2 separate regions of the Homo sapiens genome follow, and region 2 is linked to region 1. The links are chromatin loops, found by intact Hi-C in ENCODE. Cell type or tissue: mammary epithelial cell. All regions are shown on one strand. Each heading gives the region's core, and the rest is flanking DNA. Links, peaks and the distances in the headings are about the cores only.

Region 1 (8,962 bases), core at 963-8,962:
CTATGCCCTTTTCTAGGCTAAACATCCCCAGCCCCATAAGCATCCCCATTTTGGCTTGGTTGCAGGACCTTTACCATGCAGGCCCCATGATTCTAGGCACGCTCCAGACACACTCCCACCAGCTCACAGGACTCCCCACATCCACTGTGGAACTAAGTCCTACCCATCATGTCTGGTCTGTGTCAAGCAGAGCAAAGCAGGCTTCTAGCCCACTAGGACTCATCTGAGACTAGAACCCAAAGTCACCTGGCCTCCTTGGCAGCTAAGAATTTGCCTTAGTTTAATTGAAGAGATACTGACCCCCCAAACCCAGTGGGAGGCTTCTTGGCCTCTGCAGTGATTGTCAATTTGTGGGAAGTGACATCCCAAACACCAGCACTTTCCCATCATTGTCCTGATGGTCCACCCCTATCCTTGCAGGGACTGTTCCAGGGTCAGCCCTTTAACACCCATGGTTTTCAGGCCCACACCTGACCGATCTTCCCTTCTGAGAAGACAGCCATGACACCAAGAATCCCTCTTCTTATAAAACAAATCTCAAGCTCCTTCCAGTATCTCTGTCTCAATGTTGAGAGATTTTCCCACGATTCATCAGACCCACTCTAAGATTCACCCCCATTTCCTGATTCTCACTGTCCAGAAAATGCCATGTGCCAGACTATGAACCTGGCTGTAGCCACCTGTGGATCAGAAAAAAAAAAAAAAAAAGGGCGATGAGTCAAAGTAAGGATCCAGAGGGTCAGAGAAGTATCCCTGGTGGCTTAGCCAAAACCTCCACACCCAACAGCTATGGGCTTCACCATCTGAGTACCTCTTTTGATTCCAGTCCCACTCTCAACTTCCCTCATGAAATGAAGAACTGCAAATACGGTAACCTGCTATGGAAACTGAGAAAAGCAAAGCAGCCTATCTTTTATTCTCGCTCTGCCTTCTGGTCCTTCCCCGGGGCCACTGGGGCTGGAGCTGAGCCGAGCAGCTGGGTTTTCCCCTGAGCAGTGACTCACAGATGTAGTTTCTCTGGCACAAATCTTCAGAACAGTCCCAGCTGGGAAGTCTTCCTGGTGGCCAAGTGATCCCTCACAGCTGCCAGCCTGGCAACAAGGGATCCCAGCTGGTGCTAAGTGATGAAGAACAGGCCTGGGCTTTGTTCCTCAGCTAAAGAACCTGTCTGTTCCACTCACTGGATCCCAGATGTAATTCATCATCAAGGTCACTGAGGAGCACCCAAGCCCTTGGCCCATCAATACCACTTTAGTAAAGTCAGATTTCTGAGAGGCGTCACAACTACCACTAAAGAGCATCAGCTCATTGCCAAGTGCATTACAGAGGTCCTGGCACTACCCATGTTCCTGCCAAGTGCTTAGGCATTAAAATTGACTGGGGCAAGCAGAAGGGACACACTGCCAAGGATACACCCTCCAGTACAGGAAGGCAACAGGCTCACGCAGTGTCAGGGCTAGGCAAGATCATGATTTTTCACAGTTTTAGGCAGCAGAATCCTCTTTCCAAACAAAATCTCATGCAGAAGTCTAGAATTCTGGCAGATTCAAGGGTAGCTGCTCAGCTGGAGACCAAGGTGGGGCCAGGAACTGATCCCCTGCAGATTCCCTGTAATCTTCCCACCCCCCAGCTCTGCAACACCACCCAGGTACCTTTAGCCTCTTTCACTGAATCGCTGGGGTCCACCTGACAAGGCTGAAAACTTGCCACTCTGGTCAGCCTCTTGGCATTCAGAGGGGGAAACTGAGGCTGGTAGAATATGACATGCATTTCCCAAGGTCACATGGTGAATATGTACTACAAATTCAGGAGAATAAAAAGTCTTGTCAACCAAGCTTTTAGTGAACCAGAACATCTGTACAGACCGGCAGTCCATAAGGGTTGGAAGAGTAAGTGATTACAGACATAAAGTTAATTTTTATTTTGTCTCAGCCACTTTTTTGCTGCCTGTCCTCAGGCAAGTCACCCAAGTCCAGCTGGCCTAGGGCTGGATTACATCCAGTGGCCTTTTGAGGCATCCCCTGCTCATCTTTCATTATCTAGAACACGACAAGACCCCCTCTCAGAGCTGCCCACCCATTCCCTCCTCAGCCATCAAAGGCCTTGGCACCTGGCTCCCAGGCTTCCCCTCAAATTCAGTTATCACCCTGACATCCAGAATCCTGGGGACCAAAACCTTTGACCTTTTCCTCTCCAGGCTCCTACACCCTGACTCTGCTTGGGGACCCCACTCAAGGCCACATCCTGAACTTTGACGGGACTTGCACTCCTTGGGAATTTTAAACTCAAACATCCCACTCTCACCTCTCTGCCTTCAAGTTTCTTGCTTCTGAATCCCATATGCATGGTCTCTGGCATGTTTTTGATACCTTCCACCCTTGAGCACTGTCTTCTCTCCCCAGCCTATCAGTGTCCTGCTGTCAGCACTCCCACCAGTCCAGTAGCCCAGAACCCTTAGGCATTGCTTTAAGTACTTTCTTGCAAGATTTCCAACTCCAGCAACCCCCTTCCTGCTCCCTCACCAGCACAGTCCCACCCTGCATCAATAACATGGTGGCCTTTTCACTCCTTTACCCAGTCTAGGGGTCCCAATAGGGAAAATCCCATAGCCACAAGGAGAGGAAGTACTGCCACGTCCTTCCTTTTCACCAGGATCTGGGCAGAGTTCGGTCTGTCTTAGTGAAGACCTTTCAGTTCCAGGTGCCTGAGGACCCTAACCTCAGCCAGCCTCTGTACTCTCAGCCAAAGCCAATCCCAATCCATTCTCACCTCCTACCATCAAAGAAGTGTCCCAGGTCTGGGCCAGGCGAGGTGGCTGACACCTGTAATCCCAGCACTTTGGGAGGCCGAGGCAGGTGGCTCACCTGAGGTCAGGAGTCCAAGACCAGCCCGGCCAACATGGTGAAACCCCATCTCTACTAAAAATACAAAAATTAGTCTGGCATGATGGTGGGCTCCTGTAATCCCAGCTGCTTGGGAGGCTGAGATAGGAGAATCGCTTGAGCCTGGAAGGTGGAGGTTGCAGTGAGCCAAGATTGCACCATTGCGCTCCAGCCTGGGCAACGAGAGCAAAACTCCATCTCAAAAAATAAAATAAAAATAAAGAAGTGTCCCAGGTCTTATCTGAGCATGGCCCCTCCACCTGTGCTCTGAATCCCTTCTTACTTCTGCCCTCCAGGAATTCTCTCTCCTTATTTTCCTGCATCTTCAACTACTCATTTTGTATCTATTTCTCTCCATAAGTTTCTTCCATGTTAAAACAAATGAAAAACCTTAAACAAATAAAACCTTGTTTAATCCTACATTCCCTTCACCTACCACCTAATTTCATCATTTTATTTACAATCAAATGTCTTCAAAGAGTACCTATAAGCCCGTTCCTGCCTCCTCATTGCCCACTCACTCAACCCATGGAGCTCCGCCTCTGCCCAACATGGCTCCACTGAGACTGTGACCTCCGTGTTGCTTCCTCCAAATGACACATTCAGTCTCTTCTTGCCTGACCTCTCAGCTGCCTTTGAGCCAGCCTTCATCTGTGGCTTCCAAGACATCACTCTCCCCTGATTCCTCCTCTATCTATGGCTGTACCTTCTCCATTTCCTTTTCTGGCTCCTCCTTGTCTTTAGGCTTTTAAATGTTCCCACTTTTCTCTCTTCTCTTCTACATGCACCCCTACCCCCTGCATAATCTCATACATCTCAGAGGCCTCATCCGTACAGACTTCTAGATCCAGCCCAGGCCTATCTCCCAAGCTCCAGGCAGGAACATCCAAATCCCACTGCACTCCCCACTCAGGTATCCCATGGACCCCTCAGACTCAACAGGTCTACAGGGCTTGTTTAGCCTACTGACTCCATCCCTGCAGTATCTCTTTTCAGTTCATACCCACATCTTCTCTGTCTGGACCACTGCAACAGCTTCCCGGCAGGTGGTCTCCCTACCCCTGCAGTCATTGCCCCCTCAGCAGTCCATCCCCCACAGCAGCCAGAGTGATCTTCCTTAATAGAAAAATCCAGTCATGTCACCTCTCTGGCTTAAAATCCTTTAAGTTTCCCCTACCTCCAAAGTAAAGTCCAAATAACGTTGGCAGAGCCTTCTAGACCTTGTAAGATCTGGTCCCTGCTACCCTCTCCATACACTTCTCTTTTATTGCTTGCACACTGAGCTCCAGTCATAATGAATTACTTGTACGCAACTCCCTTCGCCTTCCCTGTTGTCTCCTGCCATGTTTTCCAAGTGCTGATTGCTCTTTCTAACTCTGCATGGCTAACCCACCCCTGCTAGTCTGCAGTGCTCAGTTTCTGTTTTAAGAGAAAAACCCGTTCTTGCACTCCCTGGCTGGGGTGACAGGAAACACCTGAAGATTGTTGATGAAGCATCATGCAACCAGGTCACCTAGAACCTGAAACCCTTTGAGCGCTGACCAAGAAAGGAAGTGGTGATGGGGCACATAGAAGAGTGAGCCATCATCTGGTTTCCAGCGCCAAGACTTCTGCAGGAGAGCCTCCGCTGGGCTTTCAAGTTGGTGAGAGAAGAGGAGGGGCAGCAAGGGTGAGCATGCATGTGTGGACATAACAGGCAGGGAATGATGTGAGCAAAGACAGAGAACAGGAGGTGACTGGTAGGCCATTGCTGGGGTGCAGCAAAGAGTGAGGCGAGCTGCGATGGGGAGACACCTCAAGGGCCAGACAAGGGATTTGACACCTTCATGAAAAGCAACCCGGGGATCAGTAATGGAATGGAGGCTAAAGGAAGGCACTCCAGGTACTCTGCGAAGGATTGTGAATGAGGACCTTGCAGGTGTGAAGTGACTCTAGGGTGAGGGGATGGGGTCTGAGGCTTGGAAGTGGAAAGGAAGGGACCAATCCCAAAGCATTAAGTGTAACTCCCAAACAGCCGACCAAGGCCAGACCTGTGCTTGAGACAGCAGCCCTCCTGCACGGGGCGTTGTCCATCCGTGGGCTTTGTGCTGCCATCTGGTGGTGGTGGAAAGGAAGACCAGGCTTAGTGGTTCCGGGGCTGGCTGCCTGGGGTGTGGCCAGGGGGACAGATGATTGTGAGTGAATACTGGAGTTTGCTGAGGCTCTTTGGGGAGTGAGCAGGGGGAGGCAGTGACAATGGGGTCCTCAAATCCATACAGCTTTTGAAAGATGCAATTTCTTGGCACTTTTGATTGTCCCTTTTTGCACAGCACTTAGCATAAGGTCTGTTTCAAAGTAGGTGCTTAGTGTCTGTTGTTTTTCTCAATTATAATAATGACTTAACAATTACTGAATGCCTACCATGCGCCCAGTGCTTATGTATTTTATCTAAGTTATTCTTCATAACAACTTTGAGATGAAGATGACATGATGATTTTGGGTAATAGGAGAAAGAACTGAAACCATGAATCCATTGAACAGCTTGGTAAATATTTACTGAGCACCCATTCTGTGTCATGCTGTGCTGGGCACTGGGGACACGGAGGTGAGTGCCACAAGTAGGTTCTGACTTTCTAGAACTTGGAAGAGAAAAGGGATGCTATGCAAATAATACATAGTAACTCATTTATTTTAATTGTAACTAAATATCCTAAAAAGGAGAAAAAGTACAGAGCACTGGCCGGGTGTGGTGGCTCACACCTGTAATCCCAGCACTTTGGGAGGCCGAGGTGGGCGGATCACCTGAGGTCAGGAGTTTGAGACCAGCCTGACCAACATGGAGAAACCCTGTCTCTACTAAAAAAAAATTACAAAAATTAGTCGGGCATGGTGGCGCATGCCTGTAATCCCAGCTACTTGGGAGGCTGAGGCAGGAGAATCGCTTGAACCCAGGAGACAGAGGTTGCGGTGAGCCAAGATGGCACCATTGCACTCCAGCCTGGACAACAAGAGCAAAACTCCGTCTCAAAAAAAAAAAAAAAAAAAAAAAGTACAGAGCACTTAGAGATGTTAACTCACTTTTGAGTCCATTTGATTTAAAAAAACGCTTCTTCCAGTCAAACCTACCCACCACTGCATTACATGAATTCAAATGATAAATGAATACCCTTTTCTTTCTTTTATTCTTCAGCTTTTACTTCCCTGTGTTTAATTCGGTCTCCTCGTTTTTCTCTCGTCTTAATTAACTCCTGTTTTCTGCCAATACCATACATTTCTGTCTGTTACTATCATCATTTGTTGAATGAGTATATAAATTAATGAGTGAATTCACTGACACATTTATGCCACAAACAGGTGTCTGTCATCCACCGAGGGTCAGACACCAGATGCTCAGTGTGCTTATAGATACACAGTTCCTGCCCTCAAGTTGCTCACAACTAGTGAGGAGAAAAACATAGCAACAAATAATTTAAAGTGCTGAATACACACAGGGGAAGGAGAGAGTAACTGTGCTGAGGAAGAGGTGCCTCACTGAGCTGCTTCTCAGGGTAGTCTACAAACGTTAACAGCATCTGGACAAATTCCAGCTATCACACCAGATCCTTTGATAAATGTTCTACAGTGGCACCTCCATTTATGTTGTGTCAGGGACATAGGTCTCATTATTAATTTTCTGATATATTGAGACTTATTCAATTTCTATAATAAAAATGCATTTCCAAAACCAGTAGTTCCCAAACTTTCATATCCATTGGGGATTGTCTGGAATGATGATCTTGGGGCCATTGGTGGGGACCTTAAAAATCACTCGCTGATTGGGGATCATTTGGTGATTTGGTGGTAATTGGGGATCACTAACAGCCACTAAACTCAGGCTCTCACCCCAAGACATTCTGATTTAATTTATCCAAAATGTGACCTCAGCACTAGAATTTTAAAGCTTCCCCAGGCAATTCTAATATGCAGCCAACATTTGGGAGCCATTCTTGAAGATCCTCAGGGATCTAGCCTGGGACATGAATGATATCAAATGCAAATTTGAGGAGAACACATCAGGTCTTGCTGCCAAGAAAGAGGTAAAACCAGGCATGGTGCAGCACCACCATGATTCCCAGGGGAATCAGCTCTGCTGAGCTCTAAAGCAATCTACAGGATTATGAAGCTGTGTCCATGTATTCAATAAACAATCATTTAGTATCTACTTTTAGCACAAGTCAGTCCATCTCTGCTCTGAAGGATCTGGTTGGGGGAGAGAGGCCTAAAATGTACAGACGAATTCTGTGGGATTGGTGATAATGTGTGGGAAGTCTAGAGTGTCAAAGAAGCACTGCAGTGGGGCATCTAATCTGACCTCCTGCCTTCTTTCAAGTCATCACCTCTTGTCCAGTCCTCTACAGAGACGCCTCAACCAACAAATATTTATGGGGCACCTGTTTAAGTCAGGCACCAGATGCCGGACACTGGACAAGGCCCCCATCAGGCAGTACAGAGATGGACACAATGGGTCTCTGCTCTCAAGGAGTTCCCAGTCTGGGGTGAGGGAGTTTTGCTCTCTCATTTCTCTTATGCAAAATAGCTTTGTGTGAGTACTGTCACCAAGTGGAAACCAGTGGAATACGGAGGATGGTCAGGCCCATTCTAACACCCAGGAGGCTTCTTCACAGTGAACCTAACAAGATGAATGGCGTTTCAGAGGGCGATCATGGAAGAAGGGGACAGCATTTCATTCCCCACCCACTTTGCTGCACTCTCCCACTGCTCCCTCTTTTTATAAAGTCCATGGATCAAAACTGGATGCAAACTCCCAGTCAAGATATACCCAGTGTGGAGGACAGAATGGAGAACTGCTTCCTGGCCTTTGCAGCACCCAGGACCATTAATGCTCAGGGCTAAATACTGTCTTTTCCCCCATCAGGGCACAAGAACAACTTGTGATCAGTTAAAAGCCCTTCAACCATCACCATCATCTCCAAACAATAAGACTAACTTGGGAGTTAACAGTGGCCTTTTAATCATCCATATCTTAGTGAATTCAAGAAATGAGGAAATTCAGTGTTGCCCAAGAGTAGTCCCTCTAAATATGTTTCCCGCATTGCATTGCACTACTTTCAGTACCCTCTTTTCCCACTTCCTATTCTTGCTATGTCACTTCCTGTCCACCTCATAGGAGTTTCTCCCTCTTCACTTTGTCCCCATCAAGCCTGGCATTATTATTATTTTTTTTTTTTTTGAGACAGGGTCTCACTGTTTTTCCAGGCTGGAGTGCAGTGGTGGGATCGTGGCTCACTGCAATCTCGAACTTCTGGGCTCAAGGGTTGTATTAACATTTTTTATAATTATGTTAGTCCTAGATGTCTCTTGTTTTATTTTAGATTCCTTCTTCCTTTTTGTTTTCCTTTCTTACCCACTTTCTTCAGACAAAATCAATAAACATTTATTGAGCATCTACTAAGTGCTGGGTCCAATGAGGGAGCACAGAGAGAAACCCAGGAGCTAGCCCTAGCCCTGGAAACCGTTATGATCTAACTGATGAAATAAAGACAAATGGAGATAGAGAAAGATAACATAGCATTGGCTGGCATGATGTTGTCCGTATAAACAAGAGGCTTGGGTGGTTAGGACTTCACACTTCAAGGGAGGGAGACTTCAACATGGGCAGTGGATAAAATCTGGTACTATAAGGACTTTGTGACTAGCCAATAATTGAACACTTACTATGTGCCAAGCGGTGTGCCGAGTGTTTTCTTTCCAGCGTCTCATTAATCCTGAACAACTCCATGAAATAAACATTTTAATTATTCCCATTTACTGATGATTAACTTAAAGCTTCCATAGATTATGTCACTTTCCAAGGTTACCGAGCCAGAAAGGAGCTGAGTTGGGAGTCTAGGCCAAGCCTGTCTGACCCTAGACACGAAGGTTTTGGTCGTGGTGCTGCACCATGTCTGGTTTTACCTCTTCTGTTTTCAGTTTCCTGTGTGTGTGAAACAGAGACAGCAATTCCTCCTTCACGTGGTTGACGGTAAGATTAAATGAGATGCAATAAAGCACTTAGTGCAATGCCTAGCAAAATAGGTGCCCAGTAAACAGAGGTATCATCA
Region 2 (8,000 bases), core at 1-8,000, 360 kb before region 1:
TGGGAAAGGTAGTGGAGTGTGGCAGGGAGGTGGGAGTGGTTAATGGGTACAAAGAAAATAGAAAAAAAAGAACAATACCTAGTATTTGATAGCACAAAGGGTGACTATAGTCAAAATAATTTAATTGTACACTTTAAAATAACTAAAAGAGTGCAATTGAATTGTTTATAACACAAAGGTAAATGCTTGAGGGAATGGATACCCCATTTTCCTTGATGTGATTATTATGCATTGCATGCCTGTATCAAAATATCTCATGTACTTCATTAATATATACACCTACCATGTAACCACAAAAATTAAAAACTAAAAAAGAGTTACATTAAAGGGAAATAAAAAGAATAAGAAGGCAGAACCAGATGGTTGAGGGCCTTGAATGCTGGCTAAAGATTTTGTTATTTTCTAAGTAATCAGAGACATGGAAGATTTTTGAGTGGAGGAGGTAAACCATCCAAATCAAGTTTTACAAATCCTCCAGCAGTGTTGTGATAAGCAAGAGGTTTCAACAATATGACCATTGCTACCAAGAGAAACAGAGAAAAAGGAAAGGATCTGGGAGATATATCCTTGCAGCTTATTACCCTTTGAAAGACATTATGTTGTCAAGATGTATGAATTTTGGTCCTGGACAGATTTTATCACCTACCAGTTCTGCAGTTCTGGGTCTTAATTTATATTCTCTCTCTCTTTCTCTGTCTCTCTCTCTCTCTGTGTGTGTGTGTGTGTTTGTGTGTGTGTGTGTGTGTGTGTATGTGTGTGTGTGTCCAGGCTAAGGGAAAAGGTTGAACCAGGTAACCTCCAAGGCACCATTCAGTTCTTCAAGTCTTATTGCATTTCTTCTCTTAACTAATTCAATTTTCCTGATTGGTGGTTTGGCCAGTCACTCAGCCAGCTAGTTAAGTATCTTGATTTTAAAGCTGCAATCATAATTGACAATTCAACTTAAGAAAGAGTTAAAGGACAAGCTAAATTTTCACATGTATAAATATATAATTGTTGGTTTAGGCTGTTGAATGTAGACTGGTGGTTCTCTCTTTATGCAGAAAATTTTAGTGGCTTCAACCTGTGATGAATAAAGCCTCACCAGCTTAACTTGATCATTTATTTGATTCTTGCTTCCATGGGCTATGGTAGTGCTCCCTTTAAGAACATCCACGAGTCAAATCTAATTCTTACAAAACTAATAAAATAAAAGAGGATGATGAAAAAAATCAAAGTTTACTAGTTACAGAGGCTCACTGCAGAAGCGAGCAGTTACTTGCTGATGACACTGTTGCTGGGGAGATGTCTTCATAGAAACAATTTATATAGAATTTTTGTGCTGTCAGATAGTTCTTGTAATACTTGTTATCATAGTCATATGTGCAGAAGGACCATCAAAGAGTCTTTGTTATAGTTGTTATCTCACATACAAGCATGAGATCCCCTCCCTTATGATCTGCTGGCTCTACTTTGATTTGGGTTTGATTTAAGTGATTGCGTCTTAGCATCAGCAGCTTTCACAGTTCTAAAGATTTTTTTTTTGAGTCCTCTTTTTGGAGTTTGTTTTCTACATGCAGGATTATGTCACCTGCAAACAGCAATAATTTTACTTCTGTCTTTACTATTTGGATGTCTTTTATTTCCTTTTCTTATCTGATTGCTTATTGTTAAACAGAAAAGGTGAGAGTTGTACACCTTAAATAGATACAATAAAAAGAACCAGAAAAAGCATGAGAGATCATAAAGAACTAAAAGCTGAAACACCTAAAATCACGAGTCTAGGAATTCAAATTATTCTCAGTTTTTTTCCAAAAGATAAAAAAGAAAGGAGCCAATTAGTTACTGAGAGTGTTTAACACAGGCATGAAGCTTTTGTCATCACCCCAGAGATGAGGCTGCTCATCAACATTACTTAAGATCCTGAGATGCATAATTCACTTAAAGATCCTTTTGCTTTCAAGCTTAGATTTTATATATTTTGGAGCCAGAGGTACCCAAAGAGGGTAAAGGGCATCCAAAACACAAGGGCAGGCTTGATAAAGAGACCAATACTTTTGAGGAGGTTATGGAAACCTCAAATAAGGAACCCAAAACTTCTACCACCACTAAGAATTCCAGAGCCCTTTCCTTACTGACTGATTTCAAGGCTTAGAGTCTGGCTCACTCTTCCATGTGGTCATTGCTGCTAAGGATGTCTAGTGGAAAACTATTGAGGAGGCCTGCATGCTCCTCCATGAAATTGGTATGGTTTAATGGGTCTATTATTTCTTCAAATATTCAGAGAAGGAAGACTAAACACATTGCTAATTTTGAAAAAGCCCCTGTTGACATAGACTCCTGAGAGCTGTTCTTGCAGGTGCCCCCATCCAACTGCAGGGTCATGTTGCTTAACCTTGTTCACAGGTCCTATACCATCCTAAGGGCCATGAATGAAATTGGTCTGCTGGCACAATGTGAGGGTTCTGTCCATCCCGACTCACAATTCTGACCTAACAAAGCTTGCCTCCTAGTGCATGGGAACCCCTAGAGTGGACTATTCAGCCCTCCCTTTCTTTTCCAACTCTCAGATTACCCCATTACCTCTGGGTGATCCAGCTCATCCTGTTTATTGGCAATTTAGAGGCCCCTGTGTGCCTCATGAAGAATTACTAGCCAGGCCACACCCAAATTGCAACAACTAAAGAAGATTACGTTAAAAAGTCCTCATCACTTGCCCACAGATCTGGGATCTCTTGAGACCACGCCTCCAAATCCAACTAATTATGCCTCTGGCTAATTCTCAGACCCCTGAAACTGGTAATCACCATGGCCTCTCAAATAGGGATTCAGGCAATCCCTGTGCCTTGTCCCACCACCCGGTGACAATTTCCTCTGTATGACTCTGGTGGTTCATTGGAATTCTACAAGTAGATAACATTTTCTAGCTTTATTAGATACAGCAGCCCACGTTACTGTCATTCTGGGCAAACCATCCAAGTTTAAAGGAGCTACCTCTTTTATACTAGAGGGTATTGCCAGTAAAATCATTTCATGACAAACAGATGCCACTAGATGTCACTATTAGAAAAATCTTTATCAAACAGCTGTTCTTACATAGACGACACAAACAAATGAAAACACATCCCATGCTCATGGATGGATAAAATCAATATTGTGAAAATGACCATACTGCCAAAAGCAATTTACAAATTCAATGCAATCCCCATCAAAATACCACCATCATTCTTCACAGAGTTAGAAAAAACAATTCTAAAATTCATATGGAACCAAAAAGGAGCCTGCATAGCCAAAGCAAGACTAAGCAAAATGAAAACTCTGGGAACATCACACTACCTGATTTCAAACTATATTATAAGGCCATAGTTACCAAAACAGCATGGTACTGGTATAAAAATATGCACATAGACCAATGGAACAGAATAGAGAACCCAGAAATAAACCCGAATATTTACAACCAACTGATCTTCAACAAAGCCACATGTAGGAGAATGAAACTGGATCCTCGTCTCTCACCTTATACAAAAATCAACTCAAGATGGATTAAGGACTTAAACCTAAGACCTGAAACTATAAAAATTCTAGACAATAACACTGGAAAAACCCTTCTCGACATTGGCTTAGGCAAGGATTTCATGACCAAGAAGCCAAAGCAAATGCAATAAAAACAAAGATAAATAGCTAGGACCTAATTAAACTAAAGAGTGTTTGCACGGCAAAAGGAACAGTCAGCAGAGTAAATAGACAACCCACAGAGTGGGAGAAAAATCTTCACAATCTATACATCTGACCAAGGACTAATATCCAGAATCTACAACGAACTCAAACAAATCAGTAAGAAAGAAACAAACAATCCCATCAAAAAGTTGGCTAAGGACATGAATAGAGAGTTCTCAAAAGAAGATATACAAATGGCCAACAAACATTTGAAAAAATGCTCAACATCACTAATGATCAGGGAAATGCAAATCAAAACCACAGTGTGATACCACCTTATTCCTGCAAGAATGACCATAATCAAAATATCAAAAAAGCAGTAGATGTTGGTGTGGACGCAGTGATCAGGGAACACCTGTACCCTGCTGGTGGGAATGTAAACTGGTATAGCCACTATGGGAAACAATGTGGAGAATCTCACAAATCACCACTAAAAAACTTACTCATGTAACCAAATACCACCTGTACCCTGATAACATGGAAAACAACAACAACAACAACAAAAACAAGATTCAGTCATTTGCAACAAGATGGATGGAAATGGAGATCATAATTTTAAGTGAAATAAGCCAGGCACAGAAAGATAAACTTCACATGTTCTCACTTACTTGTGGGAGCTAAAAGTTAAAACAATTGAACTCATGGAAATAGAAGGAGGATAATTACCTTGGAAAAGTAGTGGGGGTTAGGTGAGGGAAGTGGGGATGGTTAATGTGTACAGACAATAAAAAGAATGAATAAGGCATAGTATTTGATAGCAAAACAGAGTGACTATAGTCAGTAATAATTGTACCTTTAAAAATAACTACAATAGTATAATTGGATTGTAACATGAAGGATTAAGTGCTTGAGTCGATGGATATCCCATTTACCTTGAAGTGATTATTATGCATTGCATGTGTGTATCAAAATATGTTATGTGCCCTATAAATATATACACCTACTATATACCCACAAAAATAAAAAATTAAAATAATTATTTCAAGCAACAAATAAATAACAGCCGTCCATTGTGGTGGCTCCTCTTGCTTTGAGTTTTCCTATTATAGGCATAGAAAAGATGCCATTGCATGCTGCCTGTGACACTGGAATAAGCCCAAGTCCCTGGCCCAGTTAGAGCCACAGAGTGAAAACCTGTAGAGCTGGCCCTGTGGGTAAAGGTAGTGAACATACCACAATATCTCTTGAAACAACGTACTGCTGGCCTTTGACCTGGTATTCAAGATTTACTCGAAGAAAAGGTGATTGTTATCACAATTTCTCCTTCCAGTAGTTTTATTTGGCCAGTCTTAAAAGGATTTCACCAATGAAAGGCACTGAACTATTAATTATCGAAATCCCAGTGCTCAAGTTTCCACCATCAAGGCTTCAATACTTAACATAATGAAATTAGTTGAAGATCTCCAATGACCAACTTGTGTGTTGACTGTGTGGATCTGGCCACCATGTTCTATTCAGTACTTATCAATAATCAGTCACAGCCTCCTTTACCATTCAAAGAACCCAACATACATTTCATGGGGGTATTTCTGGATCATATGAGAGTTCTATTTTTAATTTTCTTAGGAACTTGTATACTGTTTTCTACAGTGGCTACACGAATCTACGTTCCTGCTAATGGTGTCCAAGAGTTCCCTTTTTCCCACACCCTTGCCAACAATTGTTATCTCTTGTCTTTTTGACGAAAGCCATCCTAACAGGTGAGAGATGTGATATAGTTAGAATATTTGTTCTCTTAAGATCACATGCAGAAATGTGACCCCCAGTGTTGGAGGTGGGGCCTAGTGGGAGGTGTTTGGATCATGGGGCCAGATCCTGATGAATGGTTTGGTGTCCTCCCTCACAGTAATGAGTGAGCTCTTGTTTTATTAGTTCACATAATATCTGGTTGTTAAAAAGAACTTGCCACCTTGTCCTCTCTCTCTTGCTTTCTCTTTCACCATGTGACACGCTGGCTCCCCTTGCTTTCTGCCTTCAAACTAAAAGGCTCCTGCACAGCAAAAGATACAATCAAGAAAGTGAAAAAGCAACCTATAGACTGATAAATGTTTGCAAACCATTTAACTCTGAAGGGATTAATATCTAAATTATATGAGAAACTGACCTAACACAGTAGCAAAACAATGATTAGCCCAGTTGAAAAATGAGCAAAGAGCAGTGAGTAAATCTTCCGGAGATACTTACCAGAAGCCAAGCAGATGTTGGTGCTATGCTTCTTGTACAACCTGCAGAATTATGAGCCAAATAAACCCCTTTTCTTTACAAATTACCTAGTCTCAGATATTCTGTTATAGCAATGCAAAATGGACCAATATGAAATGATATATCATTGTGGTTTTGATTTGCATTTCCCTGATTAGTGATGTTGAGCATCCTTTTATATATCTGTTGTTATATGTCTTTTTTTAAGAAATGTTTATTCAGATCCTTTGCTCATTTTTTCAGAGCCCAGAATGCTCACCATTACTTGGTGGAACTTCCCTTTGCTCATTTTTAAATTGGGTTATTCATTGTTTCGCTATTGAATTACATCAGTTTCTTATATACTTTAGATTTTAATCCCTTAAGAGTTAACTGGTTTGCAAACATTTGTCAGTCCATAGGTTGCTTTTCCCTTTCTTGATTGTATCCTTTGCTGTGCAGGAGCTTTTAAGTTTGATGCAGTCCCACTTATTTATTTCTGCTTTTGTTGCTTGTGCTTTTGGTATATTGTCCAAAAATCACTGATAAGACCAATGTCAAGAAACTTTCCCATCATGTTTTATTCTAGGAGTTTTGTGATTTTAAGTCTTACACTCAGATCTTTGGTGTATTTTTTAGTTGATTTTTTGCATATGGTGTGATAGGGATTCGATTTTATTCTTTTGCATGTATCCCCAACGCCAGTTTTCCCAACACTGTTTATGGAAGAGACTGTCTTTTCTCCGTGATGTCTTCTTGGTGTCCTTGTTGAAAATAGTTGACCACATAAGCTTGTGTTTATTTCTAGTCTCTATTCTGTTCCATTTGTCTATCTGTCTGCTTTCATGTTAGCACCATACTGCTATGATTACTACAGCTTTCTAGTAGATTTTGAGATAAGGTAGTGTGATGCCTCCAACTTTGTTATTTTTGCTCAGGAATGCGTCAGCTATTTATGGTCTTATATTGCTCCATATGAATTTTAGAATTTTGTTTCCATTTCTGTCAGAAATGTCATTGGAATTTTGATAGAGATTGCATTGAATTTGTAGATCACTTCGGGTAGTGTGGACATTTTAACAATATTCATTCTTCCAACACAAAGTTGATAACAACTTAACTTTGATTGCATTTAAAAATTCCAGTTTTACTCTCACACATTTTATGTTTTTGATGTTACCACTTATATATTTTATATTGTACATCCCTTAAAAATTATTGCAGCTATAGTTATTTTTAAGAGTTTTGTCTTTTAACATCGGCATATAGATGTAAGCGATTTATACACAACCAATACAGTATTAGAGTATTATGAATTTGACTGCATATTTGACTGTAGTTTTGAGTCCTTCATTTACTTATGTTTTATGTTATTGCTTAGCATCCTTTGTTTCAATTCCAATAACTCCCTTAAGCATTTTTTTTTGTAAGACAAATCTAGTGGTAATGAACTCTCTCTGCTTTTGTTTGTCTGTGAATGTGTTTATCTCTCCTTTATTTCTAAAAGACATCTTTTCTGGGTTTAGTACTATTGGTTGGCAGGTTGTTTTTTTTTTCCCCTTCAGCACTTTGAATATATCATCCCACTCCTTCCTGGCTTGCAAAGTTTCTGGTGGGAAATCTTCACTAGCCTTATGGATTTCCCTTCTATATAATGATTACCTTTTTCTCTTGCTGCTTTCAGAATTCTCATTGTCTTTAACTTTTGAAAATTTAATTATAATATGCTTCAGAGTATTCTTCTTTAGGTTGATCCTGCTTGGAGTCTTTTGAGATTCATAAATTTGGATGTCGATATCCCTCACCAAATTTGAAATGTTTTCATACAGTATTTCATTAAATATGCTTTCTTCCCCTTCACTTCCTCTTCTCCTTCTGGGACTTCCATAATTCAAATATCTGCATGTTTGATGGTGTCCTGTAGGTCCTTTGATATTTCTTCACTCTTTCTCATTCTTTTTTTCTTTTTGTTCCTCTAATTGTCTAATTTCAAATGACTTGTGTTTGGTTGGCCTGTTAACAGGGGCTGAAGTGGGTTTAGATCCTGTCTGGCCCCTGGATAGTCTGGGCTGCCTCCAGAGCCTTGGTCCATAGGGCTGGTGCTGAGATGAGGATCCACTTCA

Evidence for each region. Hi-C counts contacts between places; a loop is a spot of excess contacts. Peaks named below come from ENCODE experiments on the same cell type or tissue, not always from the same donor. Only the 100,000 strongest peaks of a DNase experiment are listed, where the experiment ranks them.
Region 2: a loop joins it to region 1, with 6 times the contacts of the local background. A loop is called at or near these places in 9 of 110 quality-filtered maps.

Annotation. Positions count from the first base shown.
Region 1 is chr1:110,626,958-110,635,919 of GRCh38, reverse strand. It overlaps a transcript of KCNA2 not described here. Among named protein-coding and RNA genes, the nearest start is that of KCNA2, 25 kb to the right of the region's middle. RefSeq lists enhancers at 998-1,187, 4,049-4,098, 4,479-4,618. In mammary epithelial cell, for the core only: CTCF peaks have their summits at 1,110 and 4,978 (motif pointing left); DNase peaks (open chromatin) are centred at 1,019 and 4,969.
Region 2 is chr1:110,987,568-110,995,567 of GRCh38, reverse strand. No RefSeq gene overlaps it. Among named protein-coding and RNA genes, the nearest start is that of LRIF1, 28 kb to the right of the region's middle. In mammary epithelial cell, for the core only: CTCF peaks have their summits at 3,006 (motif pointing right) and 4,058; no DNase peak of the experiment used is centred there; H3K27me3 peaks cover 251 bases.